Linked DNA regions of Homo sapiens: region 1 is linked to region 2. Evidence: read pairs that join two places in POLR2A ChIA-PET (ENCODE). Cell type or tissue: B cell. All regions are shown on one strand.

The links. Peaks named below come from ENCODE experiments on the same cell type or tissue, not always from the same donor. Only the 100,000 strongest peaks of a DNase experiment are listed, where the experiment ranks them.
Region 1: POLR2A ChIA-PET joins it to region 2 with 5 read pairs; 5 of 35 experiments call an interaction of 5 or more read pairs at or near these places.

The regions. Positions count from the first base shown.
Region 1 is chr21:36,354,361-36,359,360 of GRCh38, reverse strand. MORC3 (MORC family CW-type zinc finger 3) reads right to left here. Exons shown (of 17, transcript NM_015358.3): 10 at 2,637-2,741. Among named protein-coding and RNA genes, the nearest start is that of CHAF1B, 29 kb to the left of the region's middle. In B cell, no CTCF peak of the experiment used is centred here; no DNase peak of the experiment used is centred here.
Region 2 is chr21:36,239,972-36,244,971 of GRCh38, reverse strand. All of the region lies in intron 18 of DOP1B (DOP1 leucine zipper like protein B), which reads right to left. Among named protein-coding and RNA genes, the nearest start is that of MORC3, 78 kb to the left of the region's middle. RefSeq lists an enhancer at 4,534-5,000. In B cell, no CTCF peak of the experiment used is centred here; no DNase peak of the experiment used is centred here; H3K27ac peaks cover 1,050 bases.

The DNA of each region.
Region 1 (5,000 bases), 110 kb before region 2:
AGTATGAGGCCAGCCTGGGCAACATAGTGAGACCCCATCTCTCAAAAATTAAACACAACCATTTTGGTTACCTTCAAAAGATTAAAAGTCACAAGCCAATTTGAACAATGTGACTTATGTCTTAATAGCATTAAATTTTTTCTATAACTTAATATTTCAAATGCCTTGCCCTGAACTTTATGTTTAGTGTCTACAATGTTAAATCTACAATATATTGTATTTATTAGCATAATAAATCACTCAAGTCCAGAAAACAGAATTCTGTTGTTATAATTTAAGTAACTTTAAATAAGACACTTTTGCCCTCTTATTTCTGAATAACTAAAATTAGTATACTTTTAGTTTACAAAATGCTTTCATATTTTTCTCATTTAAAAATCAAGGCTGGGCGCGGTGGCTCATGCCTGTAATCCCAGCACTTTGGGAGGCTGACGCGGGTGGATCATGAGGTCAGGAGATCGAGACTACCCTGGCTAACACGGTGAAACCCCATCTCTACTAAAAATACAAAAAATAAGCCATGCGTGATGGCGGGTTCCTGTAGTCCCAGCTATTCAGGAGGCTGAGGCAGGAGAATTGTATGAACCCAGGAGGCAGAGCTTGCAGTGAGCCGAGATTGCGCCACTGCACTCCAGCCTGGGCGACAGAGCAAGCCTCTACCTCAAAAACAAAAAAAAAAGAAAAATCACAATAATTCCTGTAAAGAACTTGTATATATTCTTTTATTTTTTTAATTATTTTTTGCTTCTACTTTATTTATTTATTTTTTTAAGAGATAGGTCTCACCACGTTGCCCAGCCTGGTCTCCAACTCCTGAGTTCAAGCAATCCTTCTGCCTTGGCCTCCCAAAGTGCAGGGATTACAGGCGTGACCCACTGGATACAGCCTATGTAGACTTATTTTACATATGAAAACTTCACCTTAATGTCAATAGCTTTTTAAATCTAGTTTTATTTCATTTTATTTATTTTTTTTGAGACAGAGTTTCACTCTTTTCGCCCAGGCTGGAGTGCAATGGTGCAATCTCGGTTCATTGCAACCTCTGCCTCCCGGGTTCAAGCTATTCTCCTGCCTCAGCCTCCCAAGTAGCTGGGACTACAGGTGTGCACCACTATGCCTGGCTACTTTTTGTATTTTCAGTAGAGACAGGGTTTTACCATGTTGATCAGGTGGGTCTCAAACTCCAGACCTCAAGTGATCCGCCCGCCTCGGTTGGCCTCCCAAAGTGCTGGGATTACAGATGTGATCCAACGTACCTGGCCTGCTTTTTAAATCTAGCTTTGAAAAAGCATTTAGATATTTATAAACAACTTCAAAACAGGATGAGCGCGGTGGCTCACGCCTGTAATCCCAGCACTTTGGGAGGCCAAGGCAGGCAGATCACCTGAGGTCAGGAGTTCAAGACCAGCCTGGCCAACATGGTGAAACTCTGTCTCTACTAAAAATACAAACATTAGCCAGGCGTGGTGGCACACGCCTGTAGTCCCAGCTCCTCGGAAGGCTGAGGCAGGAGAATTGCTTGAACCCGGGAGGTGGAGGTTGCAGTGAGCTGAGATTGCGCCACTGCACTTCAGCCTGGGTGACAGAGTGAGACTCCATTTCAAAAAAAAAAAACCAAAAAAAAAAAAACCCAACCAACCAACCAAACAAATCCGAAACTTCAAAACAATCTAGAGGTTTATAAAGCATAACTTTATACTTTATAAACTCCTTGTCTCAGGAAATTACCACTGCTAATTTTTAAAATACTAGCAGAAATTTTCTATGCTTATAAAGTATGCATGTGTATACTGACACATTAAAAAAATACAAGCTGGGCACGGTGGCTCATGCCTATAATCCCAGCACTTTGGGTGGGAGGATCACCTGGACCCAGGACATTGAGACCAGCCTGGGCAACACAGGGAGACCCCACCTGTATAAAACTTTTTTTAAATATAAAAAAATTGAAAAGTACGATGGGAAGTCTATACACTGAGCTGCATCTTTCTTGTTTTTCATTATATATCTTGGTTATCTTTGTAATAATGTATAAATTATGAATAATATGTATAATGTATAAATTATGTATAATAATGTATAAAGAACACACAGATAAAGAACACACAGATATTGTTCATTCATTCATTTATAGGACTGTTATCCTGTGATGTGTTACTAAGTGACTGTCAGGCATATTATTTAATTCATATAATTCGAGGAGGCAAATGCTCTTAATGTTCCCATTTTATACACAAGAAAATGGAGGCTTACAAGAGGCCAAGTAATATGTTCAATGCCACATGGCTACTTAAGCAGAATGAGAATATGAACTCAAGTTGGGTTTCAGCCCCATCATCCTAATGATACACTATACCAGTGTTTTTCAAACTATTATATAATCCATCCATAGCATCTTAAAATGAAATAACATTAACATGCATCACATATGGGTAAACATTGTTTTATGGATGTTTTGTGTGCATGTATACAGGTTTACATTCTATTCACTGATTTTGCAGTGCGCTAATTCATGTTGCAGAATTTATTCCTATGAGTTACAGTCCTAAGTTTGTGAAACATTGTACAATCCCTTTACTCTCTAATACCACATCTTGATATCTAAGTGAAATGATATGTTTTAAAAATGTACTTACTGTATATCTTCAACTGGCAAATTTAGAGGATATTCTGTATTTTTCTTCACTTTCATTTCATTCCAGTAATCATTCAGCTTTTCTCCTAGTGCTGTTATTGTAAGTCTTAAAAAGTAAATCATAAAATCAAGAAAAAATTCTTTTCAAACATAAATCATAAATAATCTAGTAATGAGTACATAGACACTGTGAAGAGAAAAAACTCCAAAACATATAGTTAATAAAGAACATTCAAGGTATAGGTGACCCTTGAACAACACAGGTTTGAACTGCACTTATACACAATTTTCTTTCAATAAATTAGAAAATTTTTTAGAGAGTTATAACAATTTGAAAAAAACTTCCAAGAACTGCATTGCCCAGAAATATCCAAAAAATTAAGAATAAGTTAGATATGTCATGAATGCATAAAACATGCAAATACTAGTCTATTTTATAATTTACTACCATAAAATATACACAAAGCTATTTAAAAAGTTAAAATTTATCAAGACTGAAGCATATACAGACTGTAGGTGGTTTCATTTGCAGTCAAGAGAAATGTAAACAAAGATGCAGTCTTAAATTATAACTGCATAAGATTAATTATATACATACAATATTATTATAGTAATTTCATAGCCACCTCCTGTTGCTATTTTGATGGGCTCAAGTTTTTTATTTGCTTCAAGTGCCTTATGACATGCTTATCTCCATGTAAGCATCTCCAAGAAATTTTATATTGCAGTAAAAATCGTTTAGTGCAATACTGTAAACCTTGAAAAACACCACAGGACCCACACGAACTGCCACTAGTGATGCCAGTTGTTTTCCCAAGAAGCAAAGTCATAATATAAGAAAAAGTATAAATTGCTTGATATGTAGGTTGAGGCGCCTGAGTAGCTGGGGCCACAGGCACTTGCCACCACACCTGGCTAATTTTTTTTTTTTTTCATTTTTTGTAGAGACAGGGTATTGCTTTTTTGCCCAGGCTGCTCTCGAACTCCTGGCCTCAAGCTATTCTTGTCTCAGCCTCCCAAAGTGCTGGGATTACAGGGATGAGCCACCATGCCCAGCCTGTTTGAACAGGTTTTTAATGCAAACAAAAGTACTCTATTCTGGGAAAAAATGCCACAAAGAACACTTATTAGCAAAAAAGAGGAGCATAAACCAGGATTTAAGTCCAAGAACGGACAGGCTAACCCTACTGCTTTGTGCAAATGTAGTCAGGTTTATGATCAGGACTGCCATTATCTATAAAGATGCTAACCCTTAAGCCTTGAAGAGAAAAGACAAACACCAGCTGCCAGTCTTTTGGTTGCACAAATAGAAGGCCTGGATGAGAAATTCTTTTTCTGACTGGGTCTATTGATGCTTTGTTCCTGAAGTCAGGAATTAACTTGCCAGTAAAGGACTGCCTTTTACAGTTCTTTTGATATTGGACAAGGTACCCTGGCCACCCATAACCCCATGACTTCAATACCAAAGGCATCCAAGTGGTCTACTTGTCCCGAAACACAATGTCTCTAATTCAGCCTCTAGATAACAAGGAGGGTCATAAGACCTTTAAGGCTCATTACACACAGCAAATCTACGGAAAAGATTGTTAACGCTGTGGAAGACAATTCTGACAGAGAAAACATCATGAAAGTCTAGAATAACGATGCCATTATTAAGTACAGAAAAAGCTGTGAAAGAAATCAAGCTCAAAACAATAAATTCCTGCTATGTCCACATGTTGTGCATGACTTCACAGTATTTACAAGATAGCCAGTTGAGGAAATCATCAGAGAGATTGTGGATATACAGGAAAAAAAAGGTAGAGGGCAAAAAGTTTCAAGATATGGATGTTGCAGGAATTCAAGAGCGAACAGACACCACACCTGAGGAAATCAACTGAAGCCTACTTGATGGAGATGAGTGTTTCTGAACCAGTGTTAGACAGTGAGGAAGAAGACAGAAGAAGCAGTGCCCAGACAACAAACTGACATTAGACAATCCAGAAGGTGGGTTCCAATTATTCAAGACTGCTTTTGATTTCTTTTACAACATGGACACTTCTATGATACAGGCACTGAAACTGAAGCAGACAGTGTAAGAAGGATTGGTACTGTACAGAGATATTTTTATGAAAATAAAAATGCACTGGGCACGGTGGCTCACGCCTGTAATCCCAGCACTTTGGAAGACAGAGGCGGGCGGATCACAAGGTCAGGAGTTCAAGACCAGCCTGGCCAATATGGGGAAACCCCATCTCTACTAAACACACAAAAATTAGCCGGGCGTGATGGCGTGTGCCTGTAGTCCTAACTACTCAGGAGGCTGAGGCAGAAGAATCGCTTGAACCTGGGAGGCGGAGGTTGCAGTGAGCCAAGATGTGGGCAA
Region 2 (5,000 bases):
CTTAAAGCCAGACAGAAAGATCAATATTCCTAAAATTCTCACATGAAACACCACCACCAGAGTCCGGTTTACATTACAGACAAAAGTAGACAAAGGAAGGTGGATAGGTTTTACAGAATGTTCAAGGATGGGATCATTTAGTTACATTGTTATAGTAAACTTAAGTATTTTAATTTTTTGGAGGGGAGCAATTTTTAAAAATACGTATTATTTTTTCCTAGGAATTCTCTTTCAAGAAATGTCTCCTGGCCGGGTGCAGTGGCTCACACCTGTAATCCCAGCAATTGGGAGGCCAAGGCAGGTAGATCACCGGAGGTCAGGAGTTCGAGATCAGCCTCGCCAAAATGGTGAAACCCTGTCTCTACTAAAAATACAAAAAGTTAGCTGGGCGTGGTGGCAGGTGCTTGTAATTCCAGCTACTCGGGAGGCTGAGGCAGGAGAATCATTTGAACCCAGGAGGCAGAGGTTGCAGTGAGCTGAAATTGTGCCACTGAACTCCAGCCTGGGCAACAAGAGCGAAACTCCGTCTTAAAAAACAAAAAAACAGAAATGTATCCTGCAGAAATGTCAGCAGAAGACTTTCAAAGCCATAAGGATGTGGATATTCACCGAAATGTCACATGTGTATAAAGACAAACTGGAGGCTGGGTGTGGTGGCATGGTGGCTCATGCCTGTAATCCCAGCACTTTGGGAGGCCTAGGAGGACAGATCACCTGAGGTCAGGAGTTTGAGACCAGCCTGGCCAACATGGAGAAACTCCATCTACTAAAAATACAAAAATTAGCTGGACGTGGTGGTGCGTGCCCATAGTCCCAGCGTGGGAGACTGAGACAGGAGAATCACTTGAACCTGAAAGATGGAAGTTGCAGTGAGCTGAAATCATGCCACTACACTCCAGACTAGGCAACAGAGTGAGACTCTGTCTCAAAAAAAAAAAAAAAAAAAAAAAAAGGAAAGGAAAAATCAGGCCAGGTACAGTGAATTATGCCTGTAATCCCAATACTGTGGGAGACCAAGGTAGGAGGATTGTTTGGGAGGCCAAGGCCAAGGTAGGAGGATTGCTTGATCCCAAGAGTTCCAAACCAGCCTGGGCAACATGGAAAAACTCCATCTCTAGAAAAAATTTAAAAGCTATCTAGGTATGGTGACACACACTTGTAGTCCTAGCTACTCGGGAGGCTGAGGCAGGAGGGTCTCTTGAGCCCAGGAGTTCGAGACTGCAGTGAGCTATGATGGTGTCACTGCACTCCAGCTTGGGCAACAGAGTGAGACCCCTGTCTCTAAAAAGAAAGGAAAAAAAAAATCAAGCAGCAGAAGAGTATTATGTAGAATGAGCCCAGTTAGGAGAGAGTATGTATAATACACAGCCACTAGGAAAGTCTGGGAGACTACCTGCAAGCCATTAACAATCCCTAGTTCTATCAACTAGCATTACAAAGGACTTCCACTTAGGTTTTTATGTCCTCATTATTTCCATTTTAAAACTAACCATGTTAGTACTTCTATAATCAGAAAACGTATGACACTTTAAAATATTGAAGTCTTTTTTAGGAGAAGTCAAATAGGCCACTGACCACTGCCTATTTAAAAAAAAAAAAAAAAGAAGAAAAGGAAAAAAAAATTAGTGAGTCAAAAGTCTTTGATATTGCCAAACATTTTAAATAAGCAGTGTTCAATAAATCTATGCCATGAGCCGGGCATGGTAGCTCATACCTGTAATTCTAGCACTTTGGGAGGCTGAGGTGGGCGGATCACTTGGGGCCAGGAGTTCAAGACCAGTCTGGCCAACATGGCGAAACCCCATCTCTACTAAAAATACAAAAATTAGCTGGGCGTGGCGGCGCGTGCCTGTAATGCCAGCTACTCAGGAGTCTGAGGCAGGCGAATGGCTTGAACCTGGAAGGCAGAGGTTGCAATGAACCAAGATTGCGCCACTGCACTCCAGCCTGGGCCACAGAGTGAGACTCCATCTCAAAAAAAAAAAAAAAAGAAAAGAAGAAATCTGTCATTCTCATAAGGTTTTTAGGATGATCAAACAAGATAAAGGCACACAAAAGAGCTTTAAAAAAACTCTATGCCATGGACATTAAGCAAGATCAAGAAATGAAGAAGAATCAGACATCAGAAATTGATGAGCTGCTTGAAGTGCATAGCAGTATTTTAAAAATAGATTTCTACAGGATTACAGAAATAGGGTGGGGTAAGCAGGACACTTATCATTTTTTTCAGAGAAAGAAAATGGCAGAGCAAAGATGTTCTCTCCTATTCGGAGGTAGCAGACCATTTCTGTGGTCAGCAGGAAACACAGATTAGAGGAAGCAGCAAGGTAGTGCTGGGGAACTTTTAAAGCCCAAGGAAGGCCAGGCGTAGTAGCTCATGCCTGTAATCCCAGCATTTTGGAAGGTTGAGGCGGGTGGAACACTTGAGCTCAGGAGTTCAAGACCAGTCTAGCCAACATGGCGAAACACCCATCTCTACTAAAAATACCAAAACTAAGGCTGGGCATGGTGGCTCACACCTGTAATCCCAGCGCTTTGGGAGGTAGAGGCGCATGGATCACTTGAGGTCAGGAGTTAGAGACCTAACCTGGCTAACATGGTGAAACCCCGTCTCCACTAAAAATACAAAAAATTAGTTGGCTGTGGTGGCCAGCGCCTGTAATCCCAGCTACTTGGGAGGCTGAGGCAGGAGAATTGCTTGAACCTGGGAGGCAAAGACTGCAGTGACTTGGGATCACACCACTGTACTCCAGCCTGGGCAACAGAGTGAGACTCTTCTTCAATAATAATAATAATAATAATAATAATAATAATAATAATGCCCAAGGAACTGTGGAGATAGAGCTTTCCTCTTAAAACAGAAAGAAAAAGAAATACTAAAAAATGTAGCTGCCATGAATAGTAGCCAAACTTTTAAGAAGGTTCTTTGTTTACACTTCTTTCAGTTTTACTTTCTTACAATGTGGAACAATAAAATGTTTCCTATTTGATAGGGCAGCCAGCTTTTCCCCTAAAGGAAAACCAGAGGTTAGAGGTTTAGGCCAGGAGCCTTATAAAGACAGGAAACCATTTCACACACCTCTGCTTACTTAGCTAATGGGTTGCTTTTCTCTGTAAGATAAGATTGAGATAGCCAGGCGTGGTGGCTCATGCCTGTAATCCCAGCAATTTAGGAGGCTGAGGCGGGAGGATCATTTGGGGTCAGGAGTTCGAGACCAGCCTGACCAACATGGTGAAACCCTGTCTCTACTAAAAATACAAAAAAAAAAAAAAAAAAAGAAAGAAAGAAAAAAAAATTAGCCAGGCATGGTGGTGCATGCCTGTAATCCCAGCTACTCAGGAGGCTGAGGCAGGAGAATCACTTGAACCCGGGAGGCGGAGGTTGCAGTGAGCCGAGATTGCACCACTGCACTCCAGCTTGGGTGACAGAGCGAGACTCTGTCTCAAAAAAAAAAAAAAAAAAAAAAAGATTAAGATAAATACAGGATAAGAAAAAACAAGAACTGGCTAAATACAGACATTTGTCCTTTTTTTCCTTCACCCTTGATCTGGAGAGGGGGGTGTCTGGAGCTTATTCCTTTGGTTTCAACTTCTCGAACAGCGTTAGCTTATAACTGTCTTTGAAGTGAGCTTGCTAGGCAGAGGAAAACTTGTTCTTCTTTTCTTTCTTTTTTTTTTGAGATGGAGTCTCACTCTTTTGCCCAGGCTGGAGTGCAGTGGTGTGATCTTGGCTCACTGCAACCTCTGCCTCCTGGGTTCATGCCATTCTCCTGCCTCAGCCTCCCGAGTAGCTGGGATTACAGGCCCCTGCCACCATGCCTGGCTTATTTTTTGTATTTTTAGTAGAGATGGGGTTTCACCGTGTTAGCCAGGATGGTCTCGATCTCTTGACCTCACGATCTGCCTGCCTCAGCCTCCCAAAGTGCTGGGATTACAGGGGTGAGCCACCGTCCAGCCCTTCTTTACTTTTTAACCCTTGTCTTGCCACATTCTGGGCCTTGGTTTTTACTTCTTAGACTAGGTCACTACAACCTTCTTATAGCCTTGTCTGTTACTTTTCTTGGAATGAATGAATGCAGTACTTCTTCTTATTATTATTTTTAAATTTCTGCCTCAAGCTAAACAAACTCACTCAAAGTTTGCAAACCATCCCTTAGAAAATTGTGAAGTCATTAAATACAGCTATTGTAGGAAGTAATGTTAGTTCATAAAATGCATTAGATATTAATCACTGAAGTTTAATTGACTCATCAGGCTTATTTAGTTTTTCTTTTCTTTCCTAATTTCTACCTATATTCTTTTATGTTTGTGTTAAAGATGCCTCTGGAAGTTCTCTGAACTGAAAGGTTTATTTCTTCTTCATTTCTGATAATCTGATTAACAAGATTTTATAGTCTAAAAGAATCTTAGAGCACAGATAGAAAATAAACCACTTACCTTGTAGTTGAAGGTTCACAAATAAGTTATTTTATTTATTTATTTATGTATTTATGAATGACAGTCTCTCTCTGTCACCCAGGCTGGAGTGCAGTGGCACCATCTCAGCTCACTGCAATCTCTACCTCCCGGGTTCAAGAGATTCTCCTGCCTCAGCCTCCTGAGTAGCTGGGATTACAGGCATGTACCACCACGCCCGGCTAATTTTTGTATTTTTAGTAGAGACGGGGTTTCACCATATTGGCCAGGCTGGTCTTGAACTCCTGACCTCAGGTGATCCACCTGCCTCAGCCTCCCAAAATGCTAGGATTACAGTTGTGAGCCACCGTGCCTGGCCAACTTTCCTTTTTTAATAACAAAACAATCTGGTTTTTCAGTGAAAACAGCAAACCCACTCCCTAATAGTTCTAAATGCTAGATCACTAGGTCCTTAAATTGCCGAAGTCCTCACAATTTACAAAGTACCATTTGCATCTAACAAAACCCCCTAGTGGGCCTCAGTCTCTCAGCTATCACTGCTGAGGTCCAGTCCCCCCACCCATTCCTCCCTCACCCTCGGGTCC